Linked DNA regions of Homo sapiens: region 1 is linked to region 2. A link is an interaction called in ENCODE POLR2A ChIA-PET data of the cell type or tissue named here. Cell type or tissue: Panc1. All regions are shown on one strand.

Region 1 (5,000 bases), 110 kb after region 2:
TTCAGGGGTACATGTCCATGTTTGTTATACAGGTAAACTCATGAGTTGGGGGTTGGTGTACAGATTATTTTATAACTCGGGTACTAACCATATTACTGGAGATGTTTTTGGTTTTTTTTTCTGAACTTCTGTCTCCTCCCACCCTCTATCTTCAGGCTCTGGTGTTTGTTCTTCCCCTCTTTCTGTCCATTTACCTCCCCGTTATAACTGAAAACATGCAGGATTTGGTTTTCTGTTCCTGTATTAGTTTGCTAAGGATAATGTCCTCCAGTGCCATCCATGTTCCTGCAAAGAACATGAGCTTGTTCTTCATTTTTGGCGGCTTAGTATCCCATGGTATATATGTTAAAAATACATTTGCATTCTTATATTTACCACATTTCTTTCTACAGATCTAGGTTTTAATTAGATCTAAGTTTTAATTAGATAATATTTCTCTTCAGCCTGAAGTACATTTTAAGCATTTTCTGTGGTGCAGTATACCAGAGAGAAATTTTCTCAGGATTTGTCTCTAAATATTTATATTTTGAATTCATTTTTAAAGGATTATTTTTCTAGACATAGAGTTATATTTGACATTTCTTGACACTTGTAGATATCTTTCTATTGTCTTTTGGCTTATGTTGTTGCTCATAAGTTTATTATTCTGACTGTAGTTCACCAGTAGGTAATGTATCTATTTTTTTCTGAAGGCTTTTAAGACATTATTTTTTTCTGTTTATCTTTAGTTTCACAGCACGTTGACTGTGATATACCTAAACATCCTATTTATATCCTGTTCTGGCCTGTGATCCCTTTTGAGTTAATTTTTGTATAAGATGTAAGGTATGGGTCAAAATACATTTATTTCTGCATATGGATGTCCAATGATTTTAAGACCATTTGTTGAAAAACTATTCATTCCCTATTACATTATCTTATTTCGTTTGTCAAAAATAAATTTCCAATATATATGTGTGTGTCTATTTCTGGAGTTTTGATTATGTTTTATTGATTGTGTGTTATTTATGTATATTAACTGTGTATTTATTGTTTTACAATAGGATGCTTTCTTGATTACTATAGCTTTATATAAAACCTTAATATTAGGTAGTGTGAGTTTCCAGCTTCCTACTTCCTTTTCAACATTTTGTTTATACTAAATTATTTCATTTACATTTACATTTTAGAATGACTGGGATTTCACGTGCATTAAAGCTATTAGTGTATTTTTTTAAATTTGGATTGCATTAAAGCTATAGCCCAATTTGTGGAGAAATAACATCTTAAAAAGTTTTAGTCTTAAATCCATGAATATGGTGTGTTTTTCCATTTATTTAGGTCTTCTTTAAGATTATTCAGTGATATTTTACATGTCTTAGTATGCAAATCTTGCACATATTTTGCTAGACTTATTTCTAAGTGCTTCATATTTTGATACAATATTAAATTATATCGATCTACTTTTTGATATCAATTCCTAAGTTTTTTGTTCATGGTATATAGAAACACAAAAATATTTGTACATTAACTTTGAATCTTGCAAGTTTGCTAATTTTACTTGCTGACTTTGGAAAAAAATTATAGGTTATTTGGTTATTTGGAACTTTCTACACAAATGTTCATGTTGTCTATGTATAAATAGTGATTTAATTACTTCTTTCTAATATGAATGCTTTGTATTTATTTTTCTTTCCTATTACATTTGTAGGACTATCATGACAAAATGGAATAGATATGCTAAGAAAGTTCTTGTTTTATTCCTGATCTAAAAGAGAAATAATTCAGTTTTTTACCTTGAAGTATGATTGTTAGCTATTGGATATTTGTACATTACTTGTATCAAGTTGAAGAAGTATTATTTATTTATTTATTTATTTATTTTAGATTCAGAGGATACATGCACATGTTTCTTCCATGGGTATATTGCATAATGGTAGAGATTGGGCTTCTTTTGTACTCATCACCCATGTATTGAATATTGTACCCAACACGTAATTTTTCGGCTCTCAATCCCCTCCCATCTTCTCCACTTTTGGAGTCCCTAGTGTCTACTATTTCCATCTTTCTGTTTTTGCATACTTATTGTTTAGCTCCCACTTAAAGGTGAAAACATGAAATTTGATTTTCTGTTTCCAAATTAGTTCATTTAGGATAATGGCCTCTAGCTCCATCCATGTTGCTGTAAAGGACGTGATTTCATTCAAGTTGAGGAAATAGTTTATATTCCTAATTTGCAGACAGACTTTTAACATAAGGTGGAGGTGAATTATGCAAAATACTATTTTCTACATCGATTGAGATAATCATATGGTTTTTAGCATGGTTGATATAATAAATTACATTGATTTGATTTCAAATATTGAGCAATTTTTTTTTATCTTGGAAAAGATCTCATTCATTTGTGTTATGTCACTTTTGTTATATGTTGTTGGATTTATTTTTATAAGTTTTATTAAAATATGTATATGTTTATGAGAGATATTGGTGTGTAATTTCCTTTACTTATAATATTTGGTTTTGGTAAGAAGGTAATGCTGACCTCATAAAATGAGTTGGAAAGTGCTTCTTGCTCTTTAATTTTCTGGAAAATTTTGTGGAGAACCATCATTGTTTTTTCCTTAAATGTAGAATTCACTAGTAAATCCAACTGGCCATGGAGTTTTCTTTGTGAATTTCGTATCTTTAATATATGCAGAGCTATCAAGGCTATTTTTAAGTGAAGTTTGGTACTGTATATCTTTACAGAGATTTGTCCATTTCACTGATGGGCATATGCATATTTATAACATTCCCTTAATATCTTTTTAAATATATGTAAGATCTATGTGATATTCCCTCTTTCATTCCTGATACTAGTAATTTGAATCTTCTGTCTTTTTATCCTTGGTCAGTCTTGCTAGAAATTTATGATTTTTATTGATCTTTTTAAAGAATCAGCTTTTAGATTCATAGATTTTTCTCTTTTGCTTTTCTGTTTTTTATTTCACTGATTTTTGCTCAGAGTTATTGACTTCTTTCCACTAAGTTTGGGTTTGTTCTGCTCTTCTTTTTCTAGTTTAAGATGGAAATTACATCATTGAGTTCTCTTGTTCATCTAAGTTAACTATTTAAAGTCATAAAGTTTCTTCTAATCACTGCTAAAGCTTCATCCTATATATATTTATATGTAGTGGTTTTGTTTTCATTCAATTCAAAATATTTTTAACTTTCTCTTCAGATTTCTTTTTTGACTCATAAGGTTTTCATTTGTAATTTTTTTACAACTCTTTTGCTTAATTTTATCACGATAATTTTGAAATCTCTTTCTGTTAATGTAACTATTTGGGCCATTTTGCCACCTCCTTCTTGGGACTATATTCCTCTGTTTACCATGTGTTAACATTTTCTTGATTCTTCACAGGTTTCATAATATTTGATCATATGCCAGTTACTAGTTTTATGATACATTTTGACATATGCCAACCAGTAAGTATTATTAACCCCCTGAAAAGGGCATACCTCGTTGGTCATGTTGCCACTGTGGAGGGCTGAATGCTACTAATCTGCAGTTAAGCTCAGTTGGGGTTGTGTTACAGCTTTAGTTAAATTTAGTTTATTATTGACCTTAAATGGTTTGAGTGTGGAATCAGCACTTATTTTTTCCTGCAGTGCCTGGGATCTGAGCACTAGCTAGATTTTAGGTATCTCTTTATGCTTTGCATTCTAAATGCCAGATCTCTTTCTGTTTTATAAGCTGATTGACAACTTTATGGATCACTGGGGAGTTGTCTTGTTTTTGTTTTTGTTGTTTTCCTGTGCAGTCCTTCCTAGCTTTTTGGGTCCTGAAAGACTCTGTCAACCTGGCTCCTCTGACCCAGCATTCAGCACTGATGCTTCAGCATCAGTGAAGGTGCAGCATGCCTTTGAGAGACTTCACTCCTTCTTCTGCCTGCCCTCAACCTTCAGCGGGCTATTGCTGGGTGTTCTGTGAATGTGTGGGGTGCCTGGTCAGGGAGGAGTTCTCTTAGTTTTCTAGCTCTACTTTCTGCCTTCAGCCCATAGCAGCGAATTCTTATAGTAATGTGGAGGAATTTCCCCTCAACTCTCCTGTTCCACCAATAGGCTTCAACGCACCTCTCCCATGGCCGTCTTTAGGCTTTCAGGAGTGTTATTGGGTGGGTGTAGGCTTGTTCTGTGACTGGGGACCCTTGGGATTCTAATCCCATGCAGGGACTGTGTAGCCGAGGTATGAGGCCAGTTCTCCCCAGGGGACTTTTATTGGCTCTGAGTGTCAAGCTTGATTCCTCAAAGGGAAACACACCCTTGCAGTCAAAGACTTGCTAAAATAACCAGTTTTTCTAATTGTGTCCTGTTGAAGAAGGAAAATAGATTCTTATTCCACTGATGCAAACAACTATATTGCCATAAGTTAAAGTGCTCACTGACAGTTTCCAAATTCTAGAGGAACTAGGCAGAGAGAAACAAACATGCTCCAATTTGTTCACAGGAGTATACCTTACTCAATTATTGAAGGCCATAAGTAGTTCAAAATAAATTTTCTTGACTCTGAAAAACAAAACAAGGATCAGCAATATTCCAAGTAAGAGTCAAAAAGGTTGCTTTAACTTTCTGCATGTAGTCCATTTAGTTAACACTTGTTTTGCTTGATGGTTGTAAATATTTCAGTTCTTCATGAGTCCCATACATTCTTTCTCTATCCCAATGTTACAACCTTCAAAGCTATTAACAACCTGTTAAAGTCCTAATATAGCTTTATTATCTTTTCAGAAGGAACAAAGCAAGACAACAATGGTCTACAAATGACAAAGTTTACTGGGCAGTTATAGCTAAAAACATGACTGACGAAGTTTAGTTATCTCCGTGGTTTACAATAACTTCACCCTTAATTATGATTGTAGTAAATACTCAGACATTAGAATTTTAGAAATCCATACAATTTTGGAACATATATTAGTATTATTCACCAAAATAAAACTTAAAGAAGATTGGACATACTTTGGCAATCTCATGTGACTAAA
Region 2 (5,000 bases):
TTTTCCTGCTGGTATTGCTCAGCTATTTTAAATATTGTTGGTTATTGACTGAATTACAGATATTTCTATATCTTTATCTGTATCTATAAATCTTCATATATTTTATCTGGCTCATCCTATGAAAGAATATTTAATAGCTGTTATCTCTATTCTGGCCCCAAAAGAATGTGTTCTTGAGAATTGGACAAATGTGCAAAATCCTATGAGACACACCAAATAAGAGTACATAATAAAACCTCTCCTTTTTTTTCAGTCTTGGTGAGATTTCCCCATATTAGTCTTCTTTGTGGATATCAAGTGCAGATACTTTTTGTAGACATACAACCAAATGTTTCTCATTGCCTCTCCACCTTCTTTTTAAAATAAACTCACTTTACTTGTTGAATTGAGCACAGTCATTGTGTGGCCTTGTATCTAATGCATATCCTTTTTCCTTCCAGTTGAGAGCCTGCACAATACTTAGTGCTGCCAATAAGGGGAAAGTGACTGTTTTGCAAAATAATCAAATTGGATTATCCAGTGTGTAAATAGGCACTCAGTCTTTTTTTCCCATGTAAATCAGGAAAAGCAATTTGTTTTTGCAGAAAAAAACCTGCAACGCTGCTCACGGCTCCCCCATCTTGGCTGGCATTGGGAGTTCATTATAGGTGAGGAAAAAGAATTTGTTAGCACCCATACAGCTGAAGACAGTAATTAACTAATTTGCTTCCATTTTTCTGCAGTTTAAACATAGGTATTATGAAAAATATTCTGTTGAGTGACTTGAAATCTTGTGATTCATATTAAGATAATAACATGAGCTGGGTTACTAGATTCTTAAAGATCCATTAAAAAAACTATATGCAAATTTGCCCAATAATTTATTATTTGTGTGTAGTTAGAATCAGATTTGTGCATCACAAGGATGAATTAAACCTTGGTTTCTTTCAGGAAACAGTGGGTCAGGGTTGCCATGGTGTAAATTGGCATCATTTGAAATGAAAAGCCATATCACTTCATTTGTGCATTGAAGAAAATTGCTAATTTTTAAGAACTGTTTTCATCTTATGAGAGTAAATCAGAAATGTGGTTAAAATTAATATTAGCAATTTAATAGTCTTGGACACCCATACTGATTAGGGCTCCTTTAATGATTGCTAAGAAAGTGGAATTATAAAATAGTAGAATTAAAAGGAATCTTAGCAGTTATTTTGACCTGTGAAGCAGTCAAACTCAGAATTATAGTTTAGAGTGCTGTGTAGTTCTTGGACAAAAGAATTCAGGTTTGCTTCATTTTAGTTTAGGGCCTACTCCACTCACTGTAGTGAGAAAGAGATGAGGCATAAAATAGCCACCTATTGAAAGAGATGATATCCAGAACTGCTAGATACTATATGATATAAGTTTATAAGGTTTAGGGTTTAGTTTAAAATGTATAATGAGCATACATAGGTATGACTCATGCTTATTGTCACCTGTTTTCTCTTTTAACAGTATCAAAGGTAGACATTTTTTTCTTTTTATTCTTGCCTTCCATTAGCCCAGTTGCAAGTCCTGAACAATGAAACACTGGAAAATGAAAATTTGAAAAATATTAAGTTCTATTAGGGGGAAAGTTGTAGTCTCTAAGTAGGTGGTCTTGAAGAAGGAGAAGGAAGAGGAGAAGGAGGAGGAGGAGGAGAAAAAGGAGGAGAGGGATTAAAGAGAGTGAGTATTGGGGGCTGATATGTAGAAGACTAATCTTTGTATTCTCGTGTATCATATAAGCTACCTTGGTTAGGTTTTCTAATCTCCATTGCAGAGACTAATATAGATGGAACCCATGGCATCTGTAAAGTGATATTTGTAGATCTCCCTGAACTAGCAAGGGCAGCAATATTCTAGATGTGAGTGTGATTATGAATGTTTCTTGGCCACCTCTATCATTGCTGATCCTCACGTTTGATGTCTCAAGCAGTATTTGTAACCACAGATTATGACTGGTGCACACATTTCTAAGAAAGTGGTATTTGTGGATCTCCCTGAACCAGCAAGGGCAGCAAGCTCTCTGACGCAAACCACGGTGTCCCCATGCAGAATAAAGTAAGGACTGTTAAAATAAACAAACAAAAAACCAAACTGAGCAGACTGCCAATAAAAAGGCAAAAATCACATCTTCCCATAGTTTTAATTTATGAGGGCAAATTATAGGGGATAAACTAAAAATAAAAGACATTTAGTGAAGTATTTTGCATAATATTGTATTTGAAAGTGCAAATGGCATGCTTGTAAGGGAAGACAGAGGGGGAAAAAAAACTAGTAAAAGAGCATTGTGCTAAAGCCTGCAGGTAAATATTAGGCTTTAAGATGAAAAGCTACAATTTGGAAAAGTGTTATTGATTGGAATTTTCTCTGCAAGCATCATTTTAGGACGCATCTATAGGATTTATTCCATACAATAGAGGCTTGCAGTCACCGTGTCAGGATCCGCCTTGCTTGGGCATCAGACTTCAATTAGATAATGACCATGCCAGGGAGTGAATAGCCAGAGAGTCATTCATCTTCCTCTGTACGTGACATAGTGTAACGGGTGTTTCTGACGATCCGTGCACATTGAATTAGGTCATTGCTGAGTTTGTCGGCTTTGAGAGAGTCTGTGCATTTACATGTGATGATTTCACCCCCCTTTCCTTCCCTCTCCTTCCCCTCAAACAGCATCTATTGTTCTGGAGCCCATATTGTACTGGGATCTGAATTTATGTCCGTGGATTATAAGCAAGGGACACTACCACAGACCGTAATCAGCTCATTAGCATTCTGCTCATGTGAGCCAGTGTGAGTACAATTTTCGATGGCCTAATGTGACAGGTAATCATAAATTAGTATTTGCTTTAAAACAACAGCAGAGTACACAGCCTGCATGCTTAAGGAGAATGACTCAGTAAGTAGTACAGCTCTGTAATGAAGTGGGAGCTCATTAAACAGATGCTATCTACTTCACTGAGCTGCAGAGGCAGCAAACAAACCAAACGGAAATGTTTCAACAGAACACTGCAGTCAACCAGGACAAGTTCAGGTTCATTAGCTGTGGCACAATCTACAGGAATTACTCACAGTAATAATTAAACAGTTGCTTGCTAATTTATCATTTTACATTTGTTACTACATTTGCATAATGTGTCCCCCCATCTCTGGTTATATTAAAATGACCCTATCTGTGTGTGAAAAATGAAAACCATGTGGGTTTTTGTTTTGATTTGTTTTTTTGAAAGACTTATCAGAAGTAGCCTGTATTTGGCAGTTAGTTGGTAATAACCTTGTTGTTTACTTCAAATATTTAAGCTGTATCTTTATTATAATATTGGCATTGTGTCATTTTTAACAAGCAGCACTTAGGAGGCCATCCTGGGAGGAGATAAAGACCCAGACTTGTCCTTAAGCGACTAAGTGGCAAGCAGGATAAAATAGGAACTTAGCAGCCGACATAGCTAAATTAACCTGCTGTTGGGAAGAGCTTGGCATGCAACTCTGTAATTTCACTGTCCAAAAATAACAAAGCCATGGAGTGAGACTTAATGCAGAGCAGACGTCAGGAGTAGTTTTTCTGTAGATTCCTCAGGTTGTGTCGGGATGATCTGCTCTTCTTCAGAAACAAAGTCATGTGGTCTCTTTTTTGTGAAGCAGTTGCTTAAAGCCGATAAAATACCAAATTTCACCTTGGTTAGACAAGGATTTAGAGGGAACTGCTAAACACCATGGTGATTAGCATTAAAATGTCTATGAAGCCACAGGATTCAAGGGGTGGGGAGTGAGAAGGTTGTTGGGGGTAGACGTGAGGCTGGGAGAGCCAAATTAAAAGCAGAAGGAGAGAGACTGCTCCTTCTATATCGTGGCCATGTTTGGGTTGGTTGGTGATGCGGTGATAAATTATTCAGTGGAAGCAACACAGAACAAGGACAATTTTTTCAATTTTAATTAATTATCACTTATTGTTATTGATATGAATTCCCTTTATGATGTAAAATAAACCATTGAATGCTTTTTTTGTGTTCTCATTCTTTTGTTTCTCAGGGAACTTCAGTTTTAGCAGCAGCCTAGAAGTGTGTCTGGGGAAGTAAGGGTTATCTTGAAAAAGCTTTGGCTCTGTGGGCTCTGAGAGATAGAAACCTAGATGGAGGCAAACACCAAAGACAAATTTTACTTATTTGCTTATGTTTGGCCAAAGTTGGAGTTCAGCCAGGGATAGTACTCCTTTCTTCCCTCTTGATCTTGGTTGTGTCCCTTTGGAAACCTAGCGTTTCTAGCAGTGCAAACCGATGAGGTATTCTAAGGTTCTGAAATCTTTATGAGAGTGTATGTGGGTAGAATCTACCTTCTTATAGTGCACTGTGCGAGAATGTGAAGACATTCAGAAAACATTAGTGGCCAATTAAAAATGAAGATGTATAAACCGAGGAGAGACGTGAAGCACGTTATGTTTATGACAGAACACACAGGCAATGCAAACTGCCATTTAGTGTGTTGGCAAGGGCCATTAGAGCTTTCTCAGGAAATCAAAACATACGCCTTGTAAAGAGTTTTAGAATATGCATATTGCCTCTGTTTTGTCAGTAAATTTAGGGTAGTAGAATATTAATTTTTAAAAATGTTAAATAATTCACTGCAGTGGTCATTCGCATTTTATCTGTTTCAACAGCATCTTTTCCTTTCAGTAGTTGTTCCTCCCTTATCCAGGGAGGCTAGAAACCACATGGCCCCCTATCCCATGCCCCAGGAATGGGCATGGTACCCGGCCTGGCTATCACAGTACACCATTCCCCTGGCTACAGTGATTGAGTCAGGTACGGACATGTGACCCAACAGGCCCATTCGAACATTTCCTGAGAGTATTACTGGAGCTTTTGAAAGAGGGCTCCGTGTCATTGAGGACTGCTAGCTCTAGTGCTCTGAGCTGCCATGGGCTGTCTTTGACCCCAGGTCGAAAGAGCTTGTCAAAAAACAAATTCGATGCAGAGAAAAACTGAAAAGAGAGACAGAGAAAT

The links. ChIA-PET counts read pairs that join two places held together with the same protein. Peaks named below come from ENCODE experiments on the same cell type or tissue, not always from the same donor. Only the 100,000 strongest peaks of a DNase experiment are listed, where the experiment ranks them.
Region 1: POLR2A ChIA-PET joins it to region 2 with 6 read pairs; 1 of 35 experiments calls an interaction of 5 or more read pairs at or near these places.

What each region holds. Positions count from the first base shown.
Region 1 is chr5:123,921,990-123,926,989 of GRCh38, forward strand. No RefSeq gene overlaps it. Among named protein-coding and RNA genes, the nearest start is that of CSNK1G3, 410 kb to the left of the region's middle. In Panc1, no CTCF peak of the experiment used is centred here; no DNase peak of the experiment used is centred here; H3K27ac peaks cover 867 bases.
Region 2 is chr5:123,811,492-123,816,491 of GRCh38, forward strand. No RefSeq gene overlaps it. Among named protein-coding and RNA genes, the nearest start is that of CSNK1G3, 300 kb to the left of the region's middle. In Panc1, no CTCF peak of the experiment used is centred here; DNase peaks (open chromatin) are centred at 2,710 and 3,510; H3K4me3 peaks cover 1,459 bases; H3K27ac peaks cover 5,000 bases.